5 separate regions of the Homo sapiens genome follow, and regions 1, 2, 3 and 5 are each linked to region 4. A link is a contact called in ENCODE Hi-C or POLR2A ChIA-PET data. All regions are on one chromosome and are shown on one strand. Each heading gives the region's core, a stretch centred on a gene start or an enhancer-like site at or near the end of the contact. The rest is flanking DNA. Distances are from core to core; before and after follow the strand shown. Region 1 holds the start of ODF2L (outer dense fiber of sperm tails 2 like). Region 2 holds the start of BCL10 (BCL10 immune signaling adaptor). Region 3 holds the start of LMO4 (LIM domain only 4). Region 4 holds the start of ABCD3 (ATP binding cassette subfamily D member 3). Region 5 holds the start of CLCA4-AS1 (CLCA4 antisense RNA 1).

The links. Hi-C counts contacts between places; a loop is a spot of excess contacts on that map. ChIA-PET counts read pairs that join two places held with the same protein, here RNA polymerase II (POLR2A). Pooled maps may share reads with other maps.
Region 1: a loop to region 4 is called in a map of CD8-positive, alpha-beta T cell, with 6 times the contacts of the local background. The contact joins the promoter of ODF2L here to the promoter of ABCD3 in region 4. A Hi-C loop is called at or near these places in 2 of 168 maps with a recorded cell type or tissue (CD8-positive, alpha-beta T cell and naive thymus-derived CD4-positive, alpha-beta T cell) and 5 of 50 pooled maps.
Region 2: a map of CD4-positive, alpha-beta T cell shows a loop between it and region 4 (8-fold over the local background). The contact joins the promoter of BCL10 here to the promoter of ABCD3 in region 4. A Hi-C loop is called at or near these places in 1 of 168 maps with a recorded cell type or tissue (CD4-positive, alpha-beta T cell) and 2 of 50 pooled maps. POLR2A ChIA-PET finds 5 or more read pairs at or near these places in 1 of 52 experiments (CD4-positive, alpha-beta memory T cell).
Region 3: a loop to region 4 is called in a map of B cell, with 12 times the contacts of the local background. The contact joins the promoter of LMO4 here to the promoter of ABCD3 in region 4. A Hi-C loop is called at or near these places in 2 of 168 maps with a recorded cell type or tissue (B cell and CD8-positive, alpha-beta T cell) and 4 of 50 pooled maps.
Region 5: a loop to region 4 is called in a map of CD8-positive, alpha-beta T cell, with 9 times the contacts of the local background. The contact joins the promoter of CLCA4-AS1 here to the promoter of ABCD3 in region 4. A Hi-C loop is called at or near these places in 3 of 168 maps with a recorded cell type or tissue (CD4-positive, alpha-beta T cell, CD8-positive, alpha-beta T cell and naive thymus-derived CD4-positive, alpha-beta T cell) and 5 of 50 pooled maps.

Annotation. Positions count from the first base shown.
Region 1 is chr1:86,393,177-86,397,819 of GRCh38, reverse strand. ODF2L (outer dense fiber of sperm tails 2 like) reads left to right here and starts at 1,497. Exons shown (of 17, transcript NM_001366781.1): 1 at 1,497-1,787. RefSeq lists an enhancer at 1,523-1,572.
Region 2 is chr1:85,273,866-85,278,605 of GRCh38, reverse strand. BCL10 (BCL10 immune signaling adaptor) reads left to right here and starts at 1,974. Exons shown (of 3, transcript NM_003921.5): 1 at 1,974-2,310. The coding sequence starts at 2,254. It overlaps BCL10-AS1 (BCL10 antisense RNA 1), which reads right to left and starts at 2,248. Exons shown (of 2, transcript NR_045484.1): 1 at 1,809-2,248; 2 at 518-965. RefSeq lists enhancers at 1,674-2,376, 1,582-2,781.
Region 3 is chr1:87,326,884-87,331,590 of GRCh38, reverse strand. LMO4 (LIM domain only 4) reads right to left here and starts at 2,711. Exons shown (of 5, transcript NM_006769.4): 1 at 2,347-2,711. RefSeq lists enhancers at 1-228, 229-867, 537-2,082, 1,648-2,223, 2,224-2,801 and silencers at 1-280, 1,647-1,736, 2,660-3,089, 3,340-3,509.
Region 4 is chr1:94,416,050-94,420,975 of GRCh38, reverse strand. It overlaps ABCD3 (ATP binding cassette subfamily D member 3), which reads right to left and starts at 2,587. Exons shown (of 23, transcript NM_002858.4): 1 at 2,388-2,587. The coding sequence starts at 2,497. RefSeq lists enhancers at 1,996-2,135, 2,607-3,398 and a silencer at 2,466-2,845.
Region 5 is chr1:86,703,243-86,708,193 of GRCh38, reverse strand. It overlaps CLCA4-AS1 (CLCA4 antisense RNA 1), which reads left to right and starts at 3,701. Exons shown (of 5, transcript NR_135837.1): 1 at 3,701-4,587. It overlaps SH3GLB1 (SH3 domain containing GRB2 like, endophilin B1), which reads right to left and starts at 3,618. Exons shown (of 9, transcript NM_016009.5): 1 at 3,223-3,618. The coding sequence starts at 3,294. RefSeq lists a silencer at 2,965-3,454 and enhancers at 3,279-3,780, 4,345-4,414.

The sequences.
Region 1 (4,643 bases), core at 248-2,747, 8.0 Mb after region 4:
CCTCTGCAAACAGGTTATCTAAAATGTTGCTTTTTAATTTTGAAGTATTATTTGTATTCAAGTATCTTTATTCTATTTCATTGCCTGCTATTTTTACATTCTAGTCCCCATTTGTTGCCATGAAGATAGAAATCACAATTTCTACCCAACACTGTAGTGTTGCATCCTGCACACAAACGTACTTTAGTGAGCTCATATGTTTATGTTTATGTATCATCTATGGCTTTTCTTGGTAAGACAATGGCAGAGTTAAATAGTATCACAGAGACCATATGACCTGCAAAACCTATTAATAAAATATTATCTGGCTGTATGAGCACATTTTCATACTGCTATAAAGAATTGCCTGAGACTGGGTAATTTATAAAGGAAAGGGGTTTAATTGACTCACAGTTCAGCGTCGCTGGGGAGGCCTCAGGAAACTTACAATCATGACGGAAGGTGAAGGGGAAGCAGGACACCTTCTTCGTTAAGGAGAAGTGCCCAGTGGAGGGGAAAGAGCCCCTTACAAAACCATCAGATAGCTTGAGAACTCACTAGCATGGGGGTAAACGGCCCCCATGATTCCATTACCTTCATCTGGTCTCTCTCTTGACACGTGGGGATTATGGAACTGCCCCCATGATTCAATTACCTTCACCTGGTTTCTCTCTTGACACGTGGGGATTATGGGGATTACAATTCAAGATGGGATGTGGTCGGGGACTCAGAGCCTAACCATATCACTGGCCCTTTACTAAAAAATTTACTAATTCTGTCTCCCGCTTTAAATTATGAAAGGGACAATTACAGTACTGGTGGAAAAACATTGCTGGAGTGCTTTAGTGAAACCAATTATTTAGGTAGCAGCATGCCACGGTTATGGCTTAGTTGACAGTTACTCTACTTGTGAACTTCATAGGTTGGTGTACGATTCTTAACATGAATATTAAGTAGAGGCATTGAATGAAGATATTTTTCCAATTAAAATCTTGCTTTGCTTCTTCAGGACTTTATAAACCAGACCAGCTGGCTGTGGCACAGATACGAAAGACTTTGAGACCCTGAAGGCACCTTGCAGAACATCCTCAGGCTTCCTCATTTAACAGGAAAAAACCTGAGGCCCAGGGAGGCATCTCAGCTAAAAATACTACTATACATTTAAAAGGAGGTTTCTTCCGGTCGCAGTTGCCTTCACGTTTTCAAATCTTCTCTTTAAAAAGCAAAAGCAGGGCACAACCAGGCCAAGCGCCAGAAAACTCGGAATTGGCTTTATTTCCTTTTTTTCTAGTTGGGCTCGGTTATGATTTTCGGTAACGTACACAAATGCTGTCCTTGTCCATAAACAAACGCTTAAAAAAAAATGTTTACCCGAGAAACAAGGATAGACACGAAGCTGCCCTCCCTGCCCCGTTCCTCACCCTCTCCAATAGCTATAGGCGCTGCCCGCCGTCCCTAACCCGGACCAATCGGCAGCCTGCTGCGGGCCTGACGGGAGGGGTGGGGCCGCCGTTGCCAGAGAAGCCACTAGCCGGTTACTAGCTGCGCTTTTGTTCCACTTGAGCGGGCACTCTTCTGCGGCAAGCAGGTCTAGGAATTCGCCTGGTTCCCACCTCGCGTCCCTTGCCTTCCTTCCTAGTCTACCCACTGTAGTGCCCCCTGCGTCCCGCTCCCTCCTAGCCGACTCAGAGCACAAGAAGGATTGCCACGGTTTCCATTGCAGCAGCCGTGGCGCCTCTGACCCTTTTTTTATATCGCGGCGACGGCGGGCTGTCGTCACGACGACGTGCGGACGCAGCGGCGGGGGCGTAAGTACGCCTTTTGGGTTGGGGGCGACTTTGTGGGGAGCCTAGCTGCTGCTGGGCGTTTACCGCGGGAGCCCTTAGCGGTCTGGAGGTGAGGGCAGTGGTGGGTCCCGGAAGTAAAAGGCCCTCGCGCCCACCCAGCCCCCTCCGCGCAAACCCTCCACCTCCCTCAGGCTGACTACCTGGCCTGGGAAAAGGGCGGCGAGACTCACTCTTAGGAAGGGTGTGGTCCCCGGGACATCAGGGCAAATGTTAGCGTGAGGTGGGCTTGTGCAGAACGAAGTCCTGACCGGGCCGTTCCTGGATATGGTTGCATTTCTTTCAGAAATAGTGACCTCTTAATCATTGGGCTGGTTTTTAATCGCCCATCATGTGATATATCAGATTGTAGGAAGCCCTGGGGGCTTCGTAAGTGAGGTATATTACAGGAATCCTCAGGAAATAATTCCTTCTCCAGGATTCCTCTAGGTTCCAGCCCCTATAGGCGACCCCTGTAGTGCGGGATTGACCTAGGGTCGTGGAGAGTGCTAAAGGCCGACTTGTGTTCAGTCCCAGCTCTGCCACTGAACCCGCTGTGTGGCCTTGTCTAGGTCACTGAACCTTCCTGGATTCCTTACTGATAACTGTAACAGTAATCATCACTTTGGGGTGGTTGTAATACGAGATTAAGTAAACGCAGGGCCATTAAGGTGGCACCGAATGTAGGTGGTTAGTGAGTGGTGGTGCTTGTTGTTTACTGAGAATAACCATACTGGGGCTGCTGTTGGGGATAAAATCTATTTCGAAGACAGTTTCCTCATCACGCAACGCATAGTACGGTTTCAAGTGTTTTTGAATGAATGAGGTTCTTGGAGTTTTAAGTGCAACTGAGTTAAGGTTAAAGAAACAAACCGGGCCGGGCGCGGTGGCTCACGCCTGTAATCCCAGCACTTTGGGAGGCCGAGGCGGGCGGATCACGAGGTTAGGAGATCGAGACCATCCTGGCCAACACGGTGAAACCCCGTCTCTACTAAAACAAATACAAAAAGTTATCCGGGCGTGGTGGCGGGCGCCCGTAGTCCCAGCTACTCGGGAGGCTGAGGCAGGAGAATGGCGTGAACCCAGGAGGCGGAGCTTGCCGTGAGCCGAGATCGCGCCACTGCACTCCAGCCTGGGCGACAGCGCGAGACTCTGTCTCAAAAAAAAAAAAAAAAAAGGAAAAAGAAACAAACTGCAGAAAACCTGTCTGCTTTTGAAATTAGTTTGATATTCTGCTTATAGTAAGAATGTCATGATCATGTTTATGATTTGCTTTTTGCTTCTCTTTTTCATCTTCTTATTTCACAATGGATGTGTATTTATAGTGTAGTTTTTCTATCCCAAAAGTTCCTTGTGACAAACTTTAGAACAATGGAATTTAGTGATCTGGTCGCGGTCTGCTCTCTCTCTTTAGAATTGTAGTCTGTGCTTTTAGCTAGCTCATTCATCACTCATTTCCTTGTCCAGAACAGTTTTCATCTTTTGAATCTAAATTGAACTTATGAGTATTAAAACCTGACTGAATAAAGGCAAGTTTGTGTGTTACTTTTTGCTTTGTAGATTTTTATATTTATGTTTTAGTATCTCATGGCTTTTTTTTTTTTTTGAGATGGAGTCTCGCTCTGCCGCAGTGGAGTGCAGTGGCGCGATCTCGGCTCACTGCAACGTCCGCCTCCCGGGTTCAAGTGATTCTCCTGCCTCAGCCTCTCGAGTAGCTGGGACTACAGGTGCCCACCACCACGCCTAGCTAATTTTTGTATTTTTAGTAGAGATGCGGTTTCACCATCTCATGGCTTTTAATTCAAAACTGAGTTCCACCAATTCCTTACTTGTAATCTTGGACAAGCTATTTAACCCTTCTAAGATTTAATTTACTTATTTATAGCTTTTTAATAACAACCTTGTGAAGCTTTTGTGAGATGATGTTTATAAGGTCAGTCAGTGCTCTGCTCAGTAAATGGCAACAGCTGTCGTGTTGAAGGAAAGGAATATGCTTTATGTTTGTCTGGTACAGGATGGTGACTTTATTTGGGATTAGACAATATTCTGAACATCTTTGGCCAGGTCTTTTTCCGGGTAATTGGGCTCTATATGGACACTCAAAAGTGTCCGAGTTTAAACAGTAAATAATTTAGTCACCCTAACTTATATTTGAGAACCTAATCTATGCTCCCCACTGTGTTAGGTAATTTTTTAGGGCAGAGAGTGATGCGTATTATTTGTCCTCACAGTTAATAGCAAGTTTAAAAGAGAACTAAAATATGAGCATTTATGGAGCAGTTAAATTCTAAACTATATGATTCTGAAAATACTTTTGTTTAGAGTTCTTGATGGGCTGGAGAAATCAGGGCAACACTTTGAGAAGGAAATGGAATGTTGGCTTTGAAGTACATGCCGTGTTTACAGAACAGTCACTCTTGCTGTCAACTCTTCTTCCTATATTATCCAGTCTGCAGCCCATCTTTTAAATATACATCCTTCTTTTTTCATTGGAGAGAGGGATTACTAATTTGTTATCTAATCTAATCTCTCTGTATCAGAAAACGTTTTTTCCATTTTGGTAGCTTTTACGCATAAGATTTATTTTCCAGCTTTTTGCCTGTTTCCAAGATTCCTATCCTTTTTTTTTTTTTCATACAATTACCTCTCTAGTAAACGTTTGACTAGTGTCCAGAATAGTAGGGGGAAAAAAAGAGGATTCCTGTATCTACTTTGTGTTCCTTGCTGAATATGCCATGGTGACTTTTTTCAGTAGAAGCTGTGTTTGAAGCCAGTGGAAGTTAGTTTTCTAAGAATTTGTGTTTGGCAAAACAAAATGTGCAGGTTTCATATGCTATTCTC
Region 2 (4,740 bases), core at 725-3,224, 9.1 Mb after region 4:
GTGGTGTGTGCCTGTAGTCCCAGCTACTCAGGAGGCTGAAGCAGGAGAATCGCTCGAACCCGGGAGGCAGAAGTTGCAGTAAGCTGAGATGGTGCCATTGCACTCCAGCCTGGGAAACAGAGTGAGACTCCGTCTCAAAAAAATAAATTAATTAATTATTTTTTTAAAATAACTTAGATATAGCCGGGTGTGGTGGCATGCGCCTGTAATCCCAGCTACTGGGGAGGCTGAGGCAGGAGAATCACTTGAACCTGGGAGGAGGAGGTTGCAGTGAGCAGAGATCGTGCCACTGCACTCCAGCCTGCGTGACAGAGCGAGATTCTGTCTCCAAATAAATAAATAAATAAACTTAGATAAAATTTTTCAAGTGCCTACCTCGTCTGCCCCAAACACAAATAAACTAGAATATAAATTCCATGAGGAAAGAGATTTTTATTGGTTTTGTTCACAGCTGTTTTCCTAGCACCTAGAACAGTGTCTGGCACATAGTGGACATTCAAAACACATTTGTTAAATGAAAGGATTCATCCTAAAGTTAAGGATGGTTCAGTAAATCGGATGGAAGATGATGAAAAATTAAGCAATTAGAAAAAAACTGTCCTTGTGTAATGTGTCAACATGGAAACAGGACATAATGTAAACATCAGAATCCCTTGCTGTGATTCTGGTTTTTGTGGCTCTGGTTACATTGTTTTTTTGTGTGTGTTTTTTTTTTTTTTTGCTTTCCCGTTTCTTAAACATTGGCGTTCCCAAGTTTCTCCTTGGTCCTCCTGTCATTTTTATCTACTCTCGTAGCTTCAAATACCATCTAGTTTATAGTTTATTTAGCATGTTGTCCAAGCCACCGTCTTGGGCCCAGGGCTCTACCTGTAGCTTTTCATCCACACTTCTCAGGTTGCTTCTTACACAGCGCCATAGTAGTTAAAATACGGTCTGGGGATAGTCGTCTCTTCATCAGTCTCCCCCTATAAAATGGAGGACTCATAGTATAAGTTGCCTAGAACATATTAGTAAGGACTCAATAAATGTTTGAGTAGGATGAGCTGGGTGGCTCATGCCTGTAGTCCCTGCACTTTGGGAAGCCGAGGCGGGTGGATGGCTTGAGCCCAGGAGTTTGAGACCAGCCTGGGCAACATGGCGAAACTCCATCTCTATAAAAAATACAAAAAAACTAGCTGGACTCCCAGCTGCTTGGTGGCTGAGGTGGAAGGATCGCCTGAGCCCTGGAGGTGGAAGCTGCAGTGAGCCGAGAATCGCACCACTGCACTCCAGCCTGGGCGACAGAGTGAGATCCTGTCTCAATAAATAAATAAATAATCAGTTGAGTGCATACTGTGTGCCCAACTACCTTTAAGAACTTTACATATGATCCCGGCAGCCCTAAAAGGTAAGCATATCTATCTCCATTACACAGATTAACTAATGAGGAAAAGCTATGTTTATAATGAACAGTGACCAAAAAGTATGCAAACGTTAAATGAGGTGTTAAAGTGGTGGGATTGTAGGTGGTTTCTTTTTTTCTTTCAAAAATTTGTTTAGTATTGTAGTTAGGCTGTTTGTGTGTATGCATGTGTATGTGTGTATGAGTGCGTTTGTGTGTGACCAAAACAGTAACTGGCAAACGTAACAACAGGAAATTGTAGGGCAGGGTCTGGGAAAAGGGGAGGAACCCAAGGTACTGACAAGCCCAGACCGGACTCCCCCGAAGTGAGCAGGCAGCAAAGGCTGAGAGTGCCAGCTGCCTGGGCACTGACGGACCCCACCCACGGAAACGATGCCTTATGAGGAAGCTAACCCGGGCCACTTACCGACGACCTGCGCAGGCGTGGCTTGAGGAAACGCCCGCTGTGGGCGGAGCCACCCGAAAGGCTCCGGTCGGGGGCGGGAACAGGATCGGCCCGCGGGCTGGCGTCGATAGGCTGCCGCAGAGACAGGGCGGGCTCTGCTAAGCGACGCGCCTCGCCGTGGGGCGGTGCCTGCGCCTGAGCCTCTACGAGAGGGAAGGAACGCTGCTCCGAGCTCCGCGTCGCGTCGCGTAGATTCGCGTCGCCGTCGACCTCAGAGGCGGGGCCGGAAGCGCTACGGTTTGACCCCCGAGTCCCTCTGTTCCCGAAGGGGCGGCCGTCTTTCTCCCGACCCGCTCCGCCTCCTCTCCTTCTTCCCCATTACCCGGAGGCCGAAGCCCCCAGCCAGGGCGGGGCGGCGCAGCCCGAGCTCCCGGACCCGGAAGAAGCGCCATCTCCCGCCTCCACCATGGAGCCCACCGCACCGTCCCTCACCGAGGAGGACCTCACTGAAGTGAAGAAGGACGTGAGTAACGCAGCTGTGCCCAGGGCGGGCGGGGGCGGGCTGCAGCCCAGCGGGAGACGAAAGCGGAAGCCTGGAGTCCGAGGACAAGGAGGATCCTCCAGGTCGGAGGAGCGGAAAGTCCTAGCACAGGAGGACTGTGGCGAGCCCTGCATCCGAGGGACCTTGGTGGCAGTGATCCTCCAGTGATCTGTCAATCCAGGTTTTACATCGCTAAACGCAGAGCTTGGGCTTTGTTGCCAAGTGGTGTTTTGATTCTTGCCCACTCCTCACCCATCTCCTCATGCTTTCCCCCCAACTGGGTTCTTGGAGATGCTTCGTTAGGGACTGGCGGCTCAGATTCATCCTTAAGTCAGGCTGCCTAGGCTGCTCACTCAGCCTAGAGCGAAGGCTGTACCAGGTGAAGGATCCCAAGCAGTGGACCAAAAATGTGAAGCTCTTTTGCATAAGGGGGCTTGAGGAAGCTCAACAGCTGAAAGCACAACCTGGAATTCCCCTAGTAAGCAGACGCCCACATATTTAAATTGGGGTTGGGGGAGTGAATACACGTAGCTGAGAATTAATGTACAGGTAAACGTCGAAAATATTCAGTAGCTAAATTATGCTCTTCTCGGATGGTGCAGAACCACATAAACCTTCATATTTATTCGTAACGAATGGCTTTGTTGAGATATGACATTCTTTTTCCTTTGCGTTTACTTGTTTTGTCAGATGAGACCTATATGAGTATCACTAAAATACTTTATCTGAAGTCAAATGAAAAACAGAAACTCAACATGAAACGTGTTCTTATTGAACACTGCAGTACTTTTACAAAGTCATTTTGATGAACTGGACAGGATGGCAACTTTTTAAATGTTCATCCACTTCAAATCCCTTCCTCTTCCCTGTAAGGTTTATTACACTGTACTCACAATTGGTGTGACTCACCAGCAGAAGGAAACTGGATATGACTGGGAGTTGTGCTTAGTTTCCTCATTCAACAGAGATTTATGGAGCACTTGCTATATGGAAAGCACTGGCCTTGGGTCTGGAAGGATACAAAAAAATGAAGATCAGTTTCCTGCTTTACATTCTAGTTGAGATAAGAATGGAACATAAATAACTACTGTAGAATAAATGTTGTCTTATTCATGGTGAGTGCCAGTAAAACCTTGAACTTCCAAGAGCTAGGCCTCCTATGTTCCAGATGCTGTGTCACACAGTTTACAATGTTCCCACTTAACCTTCGCAACAACCTCTAAAGAAGATAATTGCCATTCCCATTTTACAGCTAATAAAACAGGAACTGAGAAATTACAAGTGGAAGGAAATAAGATCTGTATACAAGTACAGATGTGAAGAGTGGCTTCCAGGTCTTTGTTCTTCTCTGTCAATTCATTGATGTTATCTGTCTTCAGGATTTCATTTTACGCCTATATCAGAAATAAATAACCTTGAGGAAACCATGGATGGGTTTCAAAAGGTCTATGAAAGAAACTATGTGCATGCTTTTTTCTTAGAGGTTTTTTTCATGATATTTTCAAAATGTCTTCTGATCTTAGAGAGTTTTAAAATTATCCACATATTTGGACTTTTCTCTCCACTCTAGGTCCTTATTTCCAAATGTCTACTGGAAATCTACTTTTATATCCTACAGATTGCTCACCTTGTCAAATATTGAACTTTTACTATCCTTTTCCCAAAGTTGCTTACTGTTGCTGCTGTATTGCCTTTCTTGATGAATGGTGTGCTACCACCCTTTGTCTTGGGACCTCCCACTTCTTTAGTGTCTCCCCCTCCTCCTATCTAGTTATTTGCCTCATTGTGTTAGTTGGATTTAGTACAGTTTAATAAATATGGATTACATGCTACTGTGAGGCTGATACTGTGGTTGGTTCTAACAGTTCAAAAATTAAAAATGAAAACACAATCCTAACTTGAAAAGAGCTCAATTTCTTGAGGGGGATTGTTTTAAATCACAAAATAAGTGCAGTGAGTTTTGCATTCAACTGAAACATTAACTACTTGGTGCCCTAGTAAGTGCAGGATATACAGTGTTGGCTAAAACATACCTCGTAGCTGCCTGCTTCAAACAGAGACGTTAGTTTAAAACAAATAAATAAATTTTGTTTTCATTATTGCAATTACTATGAAGGAATCAAACAGTGCCAAGACAATAATAGGGGAAATCGACTTGAGATAGGATGGTCAGGAGAGGTTATATTTAAACTGATTCCTGAAAGATTTGACAGAACTGAGGGAAGAGCATTCTGGGCAGAATAGAATTTGTCAAGGACCTAAAATAGGCAAGACCCTGGTGACTTGGGGAAATCGGAGGAAGGCAGAGGGTAATCTGAAGTGAAGTTAGGAAGGTGGGCTAGAGCCATTTTCATGAAGAGCCTTTTAGTAAAGTATCTGGGGTTTTTTTCCCCCCAAGTATAGTAGGGACTT
Region 3 (4,707 bases), core at 1,462-3,961, 7.1 Mb after region 4:
GCGCCCGGCCCCTCCCCAGCCCCCGCCGGGCCCCGGGACAGAGCCGAGAGGAGTGGGGAGGCGGCGGCCCCGCCGGAGCCTCGTTCCCTCCCGGGTTCTGCCCCGGGAAGTGCAGCTGCAGTTCACAAGTTGGAAATAGTTCGGTTTTCCGAAAGGGAACGAGGGAGGGACCGGCAGACGGGAGACGGAGAGCGTGGTGATGGGAGGGAAGGCAAGGTGACGGGAGGGGTGGGTGCAGTGTGTAAAGTTGCGAAACTGGTTTTTCGTATTTTAAGCAGCACCTTTCACATGCCATTGTGGTGACCGCCATCTCCCATTATTGTTCCAAATCTCATTTCATTTTGAAGATCAATGAGTGTTTTCTCTGGGTTTTCAGGACACAGGCAAGAATAATAGATCATTGAACTTTAGGATGCCTGTTAACTTCCTATACAAACACTCTCCACTTTGGTCTCACTAATCTGCCCTTGATCAGCAATTTAAATGCTAAAGCTTTGTTCCTCCAAAGGGCGGGGGGGGGGGGGGGGCGGGCGGCGTTACAGATAATGTGCGAGAAGGCACCATTAAGGGATGCACAAGTTAAATTCGAGCCCGTCCTGCTGTCACCAAAAACTGCTTTAAAAAAGAATTCCCCACTCTAATGAATGCCACAAGAGATGCAACTGGGATATAATATAGGAATCAATTTATAAAGCTTAGCCTAAACCGATTAATTTGTTGCCTTCAATCCCGAGTCCAATAAAGTCCTAGTGTTCCTCTAGTCACTTATTCTGTAAAAAGATCAAGTTATTTACTGCCAATTAAGCAGCCTGTATTGTCTTTGTCCTCTGTAAGCTGAGAGTGTGGGCTCCCCCTGAGGCTCCCGGCTATCTGCTCAAGACATTCAGCTGATACCTCAGAAGAAGGCGAACTTTGCCTGTACCCGGCCCAACTTGGCTGCTGCAAAAAAAACGAGGAAGGAACGAAACAAGGACTCGGGTTCCTTAAATAGGCCGATTTTAAACACATTTCCTCCGAAAGAGTCCCGGAACGTGTGTCCAGTGACCGCACAATAAACCAGAATAAGAACTGCACCAATTAAGCTGTAACAAAACCCTGAGACTTTGGAAACAGGACCACTCTAAAACCCATTAGCATTGCATTTATCCGAATGCATCATACCTTTATGTAAATTGATTTATCTGATGCATTTACTCGAGGAATTGCTTTTTGTTACAATTTCAGCCCTAACCCAAATGAATCTGCATTTCCTGCCCTAGATCTTTAAACTGTTTCCCCCAACGTTTTAATCGCTCCGAATTCCTTTTTAAAAGGAGAGTGAGGGAGGAGATTCCAAGCTCTTCCCCGCCCCCATCTTTAGTGAGAGGTAAATATATATGTATTTTTTTTTTGAAAAGGAAACATTACACTGAGAAAAGCATCCAGTAACCCCATTAGCTAAAGCTCTTAAGGACAAGCAATACCTTAATGCTGATTAAATCTAAAAGAGATGAATCAAGAAGACTGACCAGAAACTGACTCCCCTGATAACTAAGGACGGGCCCTCATCAAGTTTCATTTAGAGTTGGAAAAAAAAAAAAAAAAAAGAAAGCTTTTAAGTTAAATAGGCTTATACTCTAGTAATTACATAGCCAAGCAATTTAGGTCCTGGGATAGTCAGTGAAATAGAAAGCAGAACTGGCAGCTAGAGGCAAAATCTGCCCCCCTTTAACAACGTCTCTGGTGTTTTTTAATGGAGACCAAGGGAGGGACAAACGTAACGCTGGCAATTTGTAGTACAAAAATGGATGCTTAATTCATGTCTTGATTTTAATTAGGTGATTCACCGTATTTCTCCTGGATTGGAACAAAAGACTTATAAGCCAAGAAGAATTTTTTTAAAAGAACCAGCAATACCGAATCCTGCTCACTTAGATCCTTCCTGCCACTGTTTCAAAAATAGTGTTTACTAGAAGGGAGGGGGGGTATCGTGACTATCCCCACCCCCACCCCCCCAAACACACTACTTCTCATACTTAAAATCCTCATCTAAGCACCCCTTGCCTTTCCCTTATGAACTAGAAATATCCCCACCCCCTCTACGGTCCCCACCAGCCCCGTTTCCAAGAAGAGCCCTTTTGTAAGCAGGAACCGCTACAAAGCTGGCGGCCCGGGGCTGCCCTCCGCGCTAGCTCGCAGGCCGGCCTCGGTAGTTTCAGACTCGCGCTTTATCTAAGCCGACGTATTGTTTACTTGCAATTTGGGACGGTCAGGGGAAGGAAGCCAAAGAAAACAGCCCTGGCCCGAATCGACCCCCTCCCTCCCTCTCCCACCTCCCGGCCCGCGGCTCTCCACCCGCCCCCTTACCTGCTTTTCCCCTATATTGCAATATTGCGAGAGGCGGCGGCGGTGAAATGCGAGCGAAGCCGCTCGGCTTCCAGGGAAGGGGCGCCTGGGCTGGCGGAGCTGGAGGGAGGGAGGGAGTTCTCGCAGAAGCAGGAAAGGGGAGGAGGGGGCTAAGGGCGGCTTTTTTTTTTTTTTTAAATCGCGTTGCTCTGGGGCGGGTTGGGGGGCCCCCGCGTAAGTGCCGGGCGGCCGGGAGCAGAAGTGTCAGTCTCAGTCTTCGTCCTTCTCCGCCTCCGACTGCGCGCGAGCAGCTGCAGGAGCCCTCGGCCCGCGCGGCGCGGCTTCAGGCGCGGCGCAGCGGCAGCAACTGCTGCAATCGCTGCTGCAAGTTTGGCAATGTGGCTTCACTTTGTATATTCCCCCGCCCGGGGGCCCCCGCCCCCGCCCGCGCTCCTCCCGCTCCTCCTCCTCCTCCGCCGCCGCCTTCCTCCCTCCCGCGCGCTCGCTCGCTTGCTCGCTCCGGGATGGCAGCGGCGGCTCGGCTGAGCTCCCTGCACCTCCGGCCGGGAGCAGTCGCAGACACAACAGCCCCGGGAGCGGCGGCGGACGGTGCGGAGGCCGGCAGGCAGGCGCACCCAGGCGTCGGGGGCTGCGGCCGGCCGGGCCCGGCGCGCTGGAGCCTGCGCCGCTGCCGGGGCTGTTGCTGCCCGGCTCGGAGGCGGCGGCGGCGGCGGCGCTGGCCTCTAGCCGGCTCGCTCGCTCCCTCCGCGGCTCTTACACATGTGTTACTGACAGAGCAAAATCCCAACTACTCCCCGGCTCTGCCTCCGACGTCAGCGACCCTCAGCCACTGGGCGGCCGGATTGTTCAGGCGGAATAATAAAACCTGCCAATCCGGGGAAGGACAAAGGGATGACTGAAACGAGACTCGGGGGGCGGGAGAGAGAGCGAGGCGGCAGAGCTGGCCGACAGAGGAGAAGGGAAGGGCCCGAATCAGGTGGGGTGAAGTGACCCGGGCGCCTGGGGCCGGGGACCCGCTTGGGCTGCCCTTCGCGACCCGGGATCCGGAGTCGAGACGCAGGGCGGGGCCTCACCTGCCTTCTCAGCGCACGGGGACCCTGAGGACCCGCGCCCGCTCGCCCCTCGGGGACTGCCATCCCCTCTATCTGAGAGGAGACCCTTAGGAAACTTACCATCTTTCTCAGAAATGGGTCTCTTCCTGTTTGGGAAGATAAGTCCTGCATCTTAGGGCAGTGGACTTCTATCCCCTCACGCACAAGCACACAGAAGAGGATTTTTGTTGTTGTTTCTTTAATTCACGATATTGGAGATTTATGAACCGTAGTGGAAGCTTAGTTAACAAGGTAGAAACATAAAGGAAATAATAGTTGCTAGCTAAATACTGCCTACTTAGCCTCCCTCATACTCCCATTTTTCCGAGTTTGAAAGTGCCTAGCAGGCATTTCCTGGATCCTTGTCAATTGCTGGTGATGTAGGGAGCACAGTCCTTATTTTCAAAGTTGACGAAAACTTAAGGGAGAAAGCCTTTCCCGACTACCCTCCTCACTGTGGAGGATGAGAGGCGGAAATTCTCACAGCCCCCAAAAGCAATGGAAGTAATTGCAAGATTTGCAATCTCACAGCCTCTAGAGAGTAAGAAATGTCACTTCTAGTATAAATCAAGTTTTGAGGAATGCTTTTAGGGTGCTAGCCTGAGAGTCTTTTTCCAAGGCCGAAGCACAGCCTAGATGCTTGAATACCTAGGCATTCGACTTTATCTACTCTGCCAAATAGGTTAAATAAATCTCCAGACTGAGGCTAATATTAGGCCTGATTATTGTTAGTAAGTTCCAGAGAGATTTTTCTGGTGGAAATTATCATGAAAGTGCAAAGCCCTTCTGCTAAGTATCATTAAGTAAAACCAGCCTTGTGGGGCAAGTTTTCATATTGTGTTACACACAGTACTGCTAGATTGAGGAAAGGAACCTGAAGGAGAATCTGGCGAGACAATGCAGATGTTGAACATTTAGGGTTTTAGTGTCTATTTGGGGGATTTCTGTCTTTCAAACCATCAAAATTAATAAGGCTGCATAAGAAAGAATAATTATTGCCCATACAGTCAGGTAGAGGGCATTTTAAATATCAATTCAAATACTCATTTTTTAATTCTAGCACCTTAAAATTAAATGAATTAATTTTATTGATTTGTATTTAAAGTTGCACTGCTATGATGAATTCACCTTGTGCACATATAAAAAACTTTTTTTAAAAAAAAGTCATTAAAACTATAATAGTAATTAAAATGTCCTACACAGAAAACAGCTACAGATGGGCATGATTAAAGAGGACCAACTTAGAAAAGATGTAATGCTGCTTGAAGGT
Region 4 (4,926 bases), core at 1,338-3,837:
GAATAATGTTACACTGTAACTTTTAAAGTGATTTTACTAGCTCTATTACCTATCCAATTCTAAGGGAATATATATTCTAAAACCAACCTACTATTAACAACATAGACAAAAGAAGGCCAAGTAGCCACAGTTTCCTTAATTAAGCACCAGATATTAAAATTAATCAGTTCTGTTACCAAAGATATTCAAAAGCCCACTCAAATATAAAGTTAGAATCTTCTAATCTTCAAACTGTGATACCAAAGGTGGTGACTAAAAGATATTTGTAAGCTTCTGGAAGTACAATATCTACAAAAATACACTCAATACCATTTTTAATGGTTTCAAAATAGTTCAATCATTTCACCTCAACAATTTAAACTTCATGATTATCTGCTCAGAATCTGCAATCTCCTCCAACAAAATACTGTGTAAAATAGAGATTTTCCCCACTCATCCCAATGCAAAAGACTAATAATAATCTTTTGTTCAGTACATCTCCTGCTAAAGAATTTAATCCCCACAAAAGCTCACAAAGTTTCTCAAAAAAAAATTTTTTTAGGCATTTTACAATGGCAAATGAGGAGCTAAAATTATTTAATAAGACAAATTCTATTACATTATTTTACTTCTATCGCTACTATTTCCCAATAGATTCTGTTTAAAATTTCCCTTAGCAATAATCTATGGTCTTACAAACTGGTTTAGTAGTTAGGTGGACTGTGACTGGATGGGGGCATGAGGAGAATTTCTGGGGTGCTGATAATGTTCTGTTTCTTGATCTGGGTGCTGATTACACGAGTGTGTTCTACTTGTAAAAATTCTTCAAGCTCTATGTGTACTATATGTATGTGGCATGTATGTGATACTATATCACATATACATATAATCATAAAAGTAATCCAGAACTTGTAGGGCTGTCCTCGAGTCCCCTCCTCCATATTAAAACACCTGTTCTATGCCCTGAAACACTTCTTTGCAAAAACAGAATTCAAGTTAAAGGACCTAACATCTTCTTTCTACTGGCATGTTCCCAGGTAACAGGTAACTTCTATTTGCAACTGGGAGTTCATACAAACCAACAGAAAAACTTGCTTTTTATTTTCCCAAATTAATCCTTTTAAAAGCAAACTGAATAGAAGAAAAATGAGTAAGCGCTGTTATTGCCCAGACTATGCTGCAAATCATTTTCAACTCTGTTAAATGGATTTAGGAAGGAAAAGAAAGATCATCACTTCAGACTCTAGTAAGATAAAAACAGAAGGCGGCTAGAAAGAACTTAATGGAAAGGGTACTATAAACTAGAAGTCTATTTGTGTTTTAGCCCAAATTTTACTACTAATTAGATATTGTAGGCAAATCAAACACGGGAGGCAACAGTACCTGCTCAGAGGAATGAATGAAATAAAATTCATGAAAGTAGTATGTCAAGATTTAATACGAAATATTCAATGACTGGCAAGAACGCTTGGGAAGTAGCCTTTTCTCTTTCACTTGTCCAGCAAATAAAAATTGCATGTATGTGACATACATACCTGTATGTCGCAACCGTAATTCAGCTCTCTCTTTTTTACTTTTTCTGAACTGATAACCTCCCAAAGTTAAATCTAAGCACTGAAATTCTCCCGCGGTGGAAGCAGTGGCGTGTCATTAAAAAGGAGCTTGATCCTCACCTAAACCACACTCTCATCTTTCACCTACAGAGCCCAGGAAGGAAAACATTTCCCTCTAAGTCCGACAGAACCGATCCAGCCTTTCCGGATGAAATGCCACCGACCAAATGTTCACCGACCAAAGGGTTCACCGACTCCAAGGGCTCACCACTTTAGACGGCAATCCTGCCAAGTGGACCGGGAATAGTTTCATAGAAGCCACCCTCGCGACTTTCAATAGCAGTTAGTCGGGAATCGAGCCAAACCTCGTCCAAGTGACTTAGACACCAGCCTCCAGCCTGGCGAATCCAATCCCCATCCTCAATCACACATCCACGTCCCCAAAACAAATCCTTCACGGTCTGAAGATGAGATGGCAAAACCAGAACACACCCAGAAAGTTGACACAGAAGGGGGTGATGTAGGGAAGGGGGTGGGGGACACACCGCATCCCCCTCCCACCCCCAACTGGAGGCCGCTGCCTGAGTGCTGGCTGGGCGCCGGTTCGCCCGCGGGCACAGAAGAATTCGCACTCCCGGGGTGGAGCGAGGTCGCCGGACAGGCCAGCTGGGACCGACGCCGTCGTGGCGGGGACTCGCGGACACCCTGACATTGAAGTCCCACGGCAGTCGCGGTCGGCCCTCTCTCCGCCCGACCCCGTCGGGCAAAGAGACCTGTCGGCCGGGTGGGGAGAGAGAGCGCGCGGGGAGCGCCCGCTCCAGCCCGGGAAAGCTGCACGGCTACGGGCCTTCTTACCCGTGCAGGCCGAGGGCGCGGCGCCGCTTGTGGAGCAGGCAGAGCAGCAGGAACGCGGCACCAGCCAGCGAGGAGTTTCGCGCCGTCAAGTACTTGCTGAAGGCCGCCATGGCACTGCCGGTACCAGCGAGCCGGCGAGGGGACGCGGCGGCGGCGGCGGCGGCGGCTACCTTACTGCACGCAGCGCGGGGGAGACTGGGAGGAGAGCAGAGGGCGGGGCCGGCCGCGCAGGACCGCCCCCTGGCTCGCGCCGCCGCGCCGCCCGCGCTCTGGAGCCCACTTTGTACTTTGGCCCGGCGGGAGCGCGCTCGGCAGCCTCCGTGGGCGGAACAGTTCCCGGGACGCGCTCTGCGCACGCGCGGACTCCTTCAGGGTCTCCGGAAACGCGGCGCGGAGGAGCTGTTGCTACTCAGCCCTGCGAGGCGTCAGTGCTGCCCCTGCCTCACCCCTACCCTCCCACTCTTCGCGCGCACACCCCGGCTTTCACAATAACTGGATGAGCGGGCCTGGCCTGCAGCGACGACCTAGTGGGCCCTGCCTCTCCACTCCCGCGGTGATGTACCGTTACCACCCTCTTAAAGGAGCCCAGGAAGGAGGCGGACGGCCCCGTCACAGAGCGTGTAGGGAAAACACAGCACAGTGATTATCAGGACGAAACCAAACAATCGGAACTCCGCAGAGGTGTAGGGAGATGTGAGGAGAATGACACAGATCAAAGAGCTTTTTCCAAGCCAGTATTTTCCAAACCGCGGGTTATAATCTCTAGCGCATTGTGAAATTGGTTTGGTAGATCGGGATCATCACCCTCCGTTTTTAATAAAATTGAGAATAGAACAAAATAGAAAAGTTTCACAGTACATCACGTAGTAAAGGAGTTGTTTAGAGAAATTTCGATTTCAGTGTTTTGCACGTATGTATCGCCAGCGGCGATGTAAAATGTATGCAGATCTGGTCAGAAAAAAGTTTGAGAAACACTGTTCTTTGCAAAGGGACATTCAGAAGTAACAATCGTGCGTTGTATTAATGCTGGCCTCACTCCCAGAATCAGAAGGGCTTTGCAGATTACAACATTCTTCTCCTGTCTGACCCTATGTTGCAGGAATTGTTATCGCCAGCATTGAGCCTAGCATATATACAGTAACAGTGAATCGCTGTTTTCAGCTGAGGAAACTGGAGAAAAGCAAGTGTGTCAGAAAATAAGCTCATAAAACCTCGCATAATGCACATACATATTAAAGTAGCCTACAAAGTAGTGGTGCTGTGCCCTAGGTGTTTTCTCAATATAAATGAGCTGTTGCCTAATACAGGTTATGAGGATCACAAAGACGAGGTACAATAATGGCATGCGTATAGAGGTGCTCAACAGTGAATTCTAAATTATGCAGAACTGAAGCTCCTACTAATTCACTATTTGTCATGTGGACATTTTCATTACCTGGAGGGACAAAAGGTTTTGGCCCTCTGAAAGTTAACTGAAAACCGCTGACATAAGGCAGATTAATAGAAGAAAAAATTAATAGGAGAAAAGGCATACAAATTTAATGTGTATACATGGGAGCGTTCAGAATGGAGACCCAAAGATACTTGGAAAATTGTCCATTTTTGTGTTTAGGTTCAACAAAGTATGGACAGCTATGTAGAAATGTGATTGGACAAAAATGGTATAATCTAATGCTAACAGACTGAGTGGGGACACCCAGCAAGGCCTGTCTAGATTCTTCTTGGCCTTCTGAGCACCATTCCTTCCTTCTGGGTATAGGGCAGGAATGGAATGGAGCTCTTAACAGCCTACAGTCAAACAAGGCAGGTCAGATAATTTCTTTATGGCCAGATTTTACAGAAAAAGGGGGAGGGAAAACTAGCAAAATATGTTTAGGCTTTTATGGCTGGCTTTAGGGGATAGAGGTTCTGGTTTCTACATCTTGTCTTGAGGAATAGGGATCCTAATATCTATGGCTAGCCTAGGGAAATACGGGACTGAGAGACAGGAGGGCCAGAGTAGGGCAGAGAACTTTTGCTACTGAGACCTTCATTTTGGAGTATTGTGTTGTGAGCCCCAACGACCTCACATAATTTACGTAATTAAGTATGCCTGGCACAGATAACACAAGGATGAACAGATCATGGAGATCATATTCTCCAGAGGCTGTTAGAGAAGAAAAACGTGTAAAAAAAATCAAGTATAAATGTGGTAAGTACTATATTAGAGATATGAACAAGGTGCTATGAGAACACAAACATGAAAATATTTAGTTTTGTCTAATGCTTTCAATAAAGGCTTAAGGCTTGACAAAGGTGATTCTGTAGCTAAATTCTAAAGGACCGCAGGAGTCACTCAGGAGGACAAAACAGGAAATTACTAATTCAGTAATAAAGTGCTAGAAAAGAGTTGGGAACCTTGTGAGAAAGTAACGGTATCATCTTAGAGTTTGTAACAGTGAAGGAAGTACAAGCAAGATTAGTCAAAAACAGTCTAGAAAATAGATTTCAAAACAGTCAGAGGAAAGATAGAAATGATCTATTGACAAAACATTCTAAA
Region 5 (4,951 bases), core at 2,452-4,951, 7.7 Mb after region 4:
AAGCAGTGTTTTGTTGAAAACTACCACACAGCATTCCAAATTTCACATGTTCTATTTTAGAAGCATCCTTTTTTTCTTACAAATTTTATCTTTAAAAAAGTATTATGGAAAATGTCAAACATACAAAAGTATAACAGTATAATGAAACCTCATGAACCCATAACCAACCTTCCACAACTATCAACATTCCGTTGCTGTTGTTTCAGCGACTTCTGTTTTTTTCTTTTGAAATATTCAAACGCTAATCTCAACTGGTGTGGTGGCTCACACCTGTAATCCCAGCACTTTGGGAGGCCGAAGCAGGTGGATCCTGAGGTCAGGAGTTCAAGACCAGCCTGACCAACATGGTGAAACCCCATCTCTACTAAAAATGCAAAATTAGCTGGGCGTGGTGGAGCCTGCCTGTAATTCCAGTTACTTGAAAGACGGAGGCAGGAGATTGGCTTGAATCGGGGAGGCGAAGGTTGCAATGAGCTGAGATCGCGCCATTGCACTCCAGCCTGGGCAACAAGAGCCAAACTCCATCTCAAAAAAAAAAAAAAAAAAAAATACCCTGTAAAAACCAAATCTCAGATATGATATAAGTTTATCCATAAACATTTCAGTATGTATCTCTAACAATTACAGACACATTAAAGAAGTCTGTTTCTCCTAAAATTTTTCCCTTAATAAACGGCTCAAGCCAAAACCTTGGAGTCATCCTTAACTCATCTTTCTCTCATACCTCACAGCCAATCCAACAGCCAATACTGGATAATTTGGAACCTTCACTGCTACCACTGTAATCTAAGTTACAATCGCCTTTTACGTGTATTATGGCCACAGCTCCTTCATTGGTCTCCTTAATGCCCCTGAAACTTCAGTCTTTGTACTTCTTCCTGCTGCCTGAAATACTTTTATTCCAAAAAAAACTAGGTCTGTCACTTCCTTGAGGTCTCTTGAATTTCATCCTATTAGAAAGACTTGCCCTGACCATCCTATCTATACACGATACTAATGTTAGAAAATACTAATAAAGATATTAACAACCACCATCTCTGCGTTATTCTATTCTTCTGGCCATGATTTTTATCACCACCTGATGTATTTACAAGCTTATCTTCCGCTACAATGTAAGCTTCAGGAGGGCAGACACTTTGCTGATTTTATTCACTGCTGTATCACCAGTGTCCACAGTAGCCACAAGCAGACATCAGACATGCAGTAGACACTTAAATATTTAAAACTGAAAAGAAAATTATTTGATGGCTAACAGATTAGCATAAAATTTAAAACTTTTTCCTAAAGAATTTGAAACAAGGAATTAAAATTCTTTGGGAAGTACACATTTTGAGAGCTTTGCTAGATTTAATTTTTTAAATTGAGTCTATCCACAATTTAAATCAGACTAAATTCTAGTAAATGTGTCCTCTTTAAGGGGTGTGAGTTATACGTCTGAAACATATTTAACTGTATTTAAAAGAGTAGCATTATACAGTGTCAAATCCTCATAAGCATCTAGAATTATAGGTAATGAGCACTAGGACAAACAAAAATACCAAGGGCTCTAGTCCTCTATTGCAGTCAATGTTAAAAGTGTACAAGTGTCTCACACATCAAAATTCATTTCACACCCTCAATCACTCATTCTTCTTGCACCTTGTCTTTGAACTATTAGAAGCTAGTGAATTTAAATCAAAACATTATTTTAACTATAAAGGCTCAACGTCTACAATATATCATATTTTAGGGAAGGAAGGGAAGAAAAGGGTTAAGGCAGCTAGCTTATTACTCACCATGCAGATTTTAGAACTTAGAAATCAAAAGCTAGAAGGAATTTACCATCTCTAAAGTGTTACTTGCTTGTTGATATGGAAATGCTCAGATTGAACCAGATGATTTTTAAGGTCTCTCTAGGCCACAGCATTCTATTATTCTAGCTATCTTAAATCTGGAATGCTTATCCCGGAAGAAAAAGCAGCTGGGAGTACTAGGTCAGACAGCACCTGGTTATTTACTAGTTGTGCAAGTTTCTTAACCTCAGTAAGGCTGCTTCCTCACATATATAAAAGGGGTTAATAACATCTATCTGGCAAAGTTATGGAAAAGACTGGAGATAATATGTCAAATGCATTACAAAGTGCTTGACAGGTTTTTCATAATATAGGCAGCTATTACCTTGCTCTAGCTCTACTACTCTTTTGCCAGGGATAGTGCAATGTAGGATCAACTGTGCCAACAAAATTGGGGCAAAGGCAAGGAAAGTAGTAAAGCCACAGAACAGATTTACATTTCAGCACCAATTTGGTATGCATATTAGAAAATTATTTTTGTTTTCTTTTTACAAAAGAGAATGTTGTTGCTACCGTGACCGTAAACACCAGATTGTTTATAATTCATGTTGTGAAATTTACATCTGTTCACAGATTTACTGAGTTGGCATAACATGGGTGATGACTGTGGGAAACGGCCCAAGTTCCTTAGTACTGACACTTCCTTGATTGTAGAATATCGAGAGGTAGTCAACTTTTCCCCTTAAAGTATATTTAAAACATACTACTGTGACTACAGCCATAACAATATCCCCGCATCTCTCCTTGATCTACAGCTGGTGCTTCCCATTTTGAAAAAGAGTGAAAACCCCCCAACCCTAGGTTTCTTGTGGTCTTGGCAAAGTCTCAACGCCAACTGGCGATCTCCATTTCCCCCGCGGGCTGCCAAGCCCAGGACAGTCCTTTCAGGGAGAAAGAGGGCCGGAGGGAACTGTGTTGGCAGCTCTCTGGGTTGAAGGACAGGAAAAGGAAACTCCCTTCTTGGACTCCGAGGGGAGGGTGAGAGACGAAAGGAAAGGGTGGGGGGTAGTGCAAGAATGGCCTGTGTCTCGGTTACCGCAAAGGACTCGCAAGCCTCCGCCAGCCCCGGGGTGGAGGCCACAGGAGCACTGACGTCGTGGTATCAGAAAGGCGGACAGTGCAGCCTTAGTGTTCCCCAGGGGTGGGAGGAAGCTCCCGGCCCCGTCCCCACCCCGCCTCGCTTCCCAGGGAGCGGCGGTTGGGCAGGAGCGGGGCAGAAATCCGCCGCCGGGCCCGGGGAGGGGACCAGGCCGCGCCCATCTCCCAGGCCTCTGGCTGCAGCAGGCCCGCTGGGTGGTCGGCGAGGCCCGGGGGCGCCGCGTCGAGCTGCGGTCCCCTCCCTCAACCTTCCCGGGCGCCGCCACCCCTTTTCCCCCCAGCACCAGGGTACCTGCACGGCGCGACTGAGGAAGGTGCCTGCGTCGGCCGCCAGCTTCTTCACGTTGAAGTCCATGATATTCATCCTAGGCGGCAGCCGGGCGGAGCCGGCCGACCTAGCGGCGGCGAGGCGGAGGTGCCGCGGCCGGGCTGGGGCGCAGGGCTAGAGCGGCGAGGGCAGACGTGGTAGGTGGAGGGAGGCGGCGCCAGCCCCGCAGCCGCAGCTGTCGTTTCCGTGAACGGGGAGGATGAAGGCGGGGCGAGGGAGGAGAACAAGCGCGCGGCGGCAGCGCCAAGGATGGGTCAGTCGGCTCGGAGAACGGCCGCTAACGTCGACGATGGGCCCCGCGGGCGAGCCGGAGATGGACGGGCGACCCCGCCGTGTGGACCCGGGTCCCAAGGGAAAAACAAGCGCGGGCCGCGGGGCGGAGCCTTTCTCGAGGTTATCGCGGGAACAGCGACCCCTTGAGGATTGCGGCGGCGCAGCCCCGGGGCGCGCCGGGAGCTCCGCCCGGCTCCTGTGGAGGAAGCGGCGAGGGCGAGCCGCGGGGTCTCGGCGCCTCTGTATGCTTGCACTTAACGAGAACCCAGAGCGAACACGACCCACATTTCTCTTTTTGTTTTAAGAGGAAATATAGGAGTTACAGCATAGAATTACAATATCTGGACATTAGAAATAACAGGTCCCGGTCACGGTATGGCACCGCGCGACACACTTGGTCCCTGAGGCCTGGATGCCGCTCAGCAAACGTTCGCGGAATAGGGTTGGGTTTACTGTCCCCCACCGAGCCGGTTGCTCATTCATTCAGCATAATTGAATACCTCCTGTGTGCCAGGCACTGAATCAAGTGTCGGAGACAATGTCCTGCCCTCAAGCTCCTGGCCGGTTACTTGACAACCTTCCGGGACCTCAACGCTATGTGCCTACTGTGTGAAAGCAAAGTGCCAGGTGGAGGACACAAAGATGGCGAGCGACACAGGATAGTCCTTAACAATTAAGCGTGACTAATTTTAATAACAAATGAGAATATGATGTGACATCCGTTCCAAATCCTGTCGTTCCAAGTAACTTCTTAAGCATCTTTCACGATACAGCCTCTGCTTGAAAGGAATTAAAACAGGTACAAGCATGGAAGGAGACGTTGCTATCATATTTCAAGAATAAGAAAATGCTGTTTTGTGTGGTTGTGCAGCAGGCAATGAAATGAGCTTACATTCAAGCTTCCGTGTTTTACTGAAACAACAGTCACAGATGCAGTAGATGTTAAAGGTTGAAAGACGAGTGCAGTAAAAGCATTATGAGGACAAGAAGAAAACGTAAATATTTGTGTTGTTTCATTCTTTGTTGTGGTGGCAGAAACAGCCCCCTCTTTCTAAGGTAACTCCAATATAATGATCTCTCCCAGCTTTGAAATACTCCATGTCTGTTTCATTTTCCAGAAATATGGAAAAATGAATATATAATAAAAAACCCTATTTCTCATTTATTGTCTATTTTAGATCTTTATGTGGAAAAGCACTTACTCTCTTCCCAGAGCACTGTTTTTAAAGTAGGTATATTTGCCATAACCTATGCTCGTCTCTACAAAAGGATCACACCACCGTGTCCACCATTAAAGGGGAAATTCTTTAATGGTGGACACAGTGGTGTCCCTGAATCCTCATCCTCAAGTGTTTCAATCTTCCCAGTCTTGGGAAAACAACAATGTTACTTCTTTCTTTTGCACCCTCTGTAGCTGTAA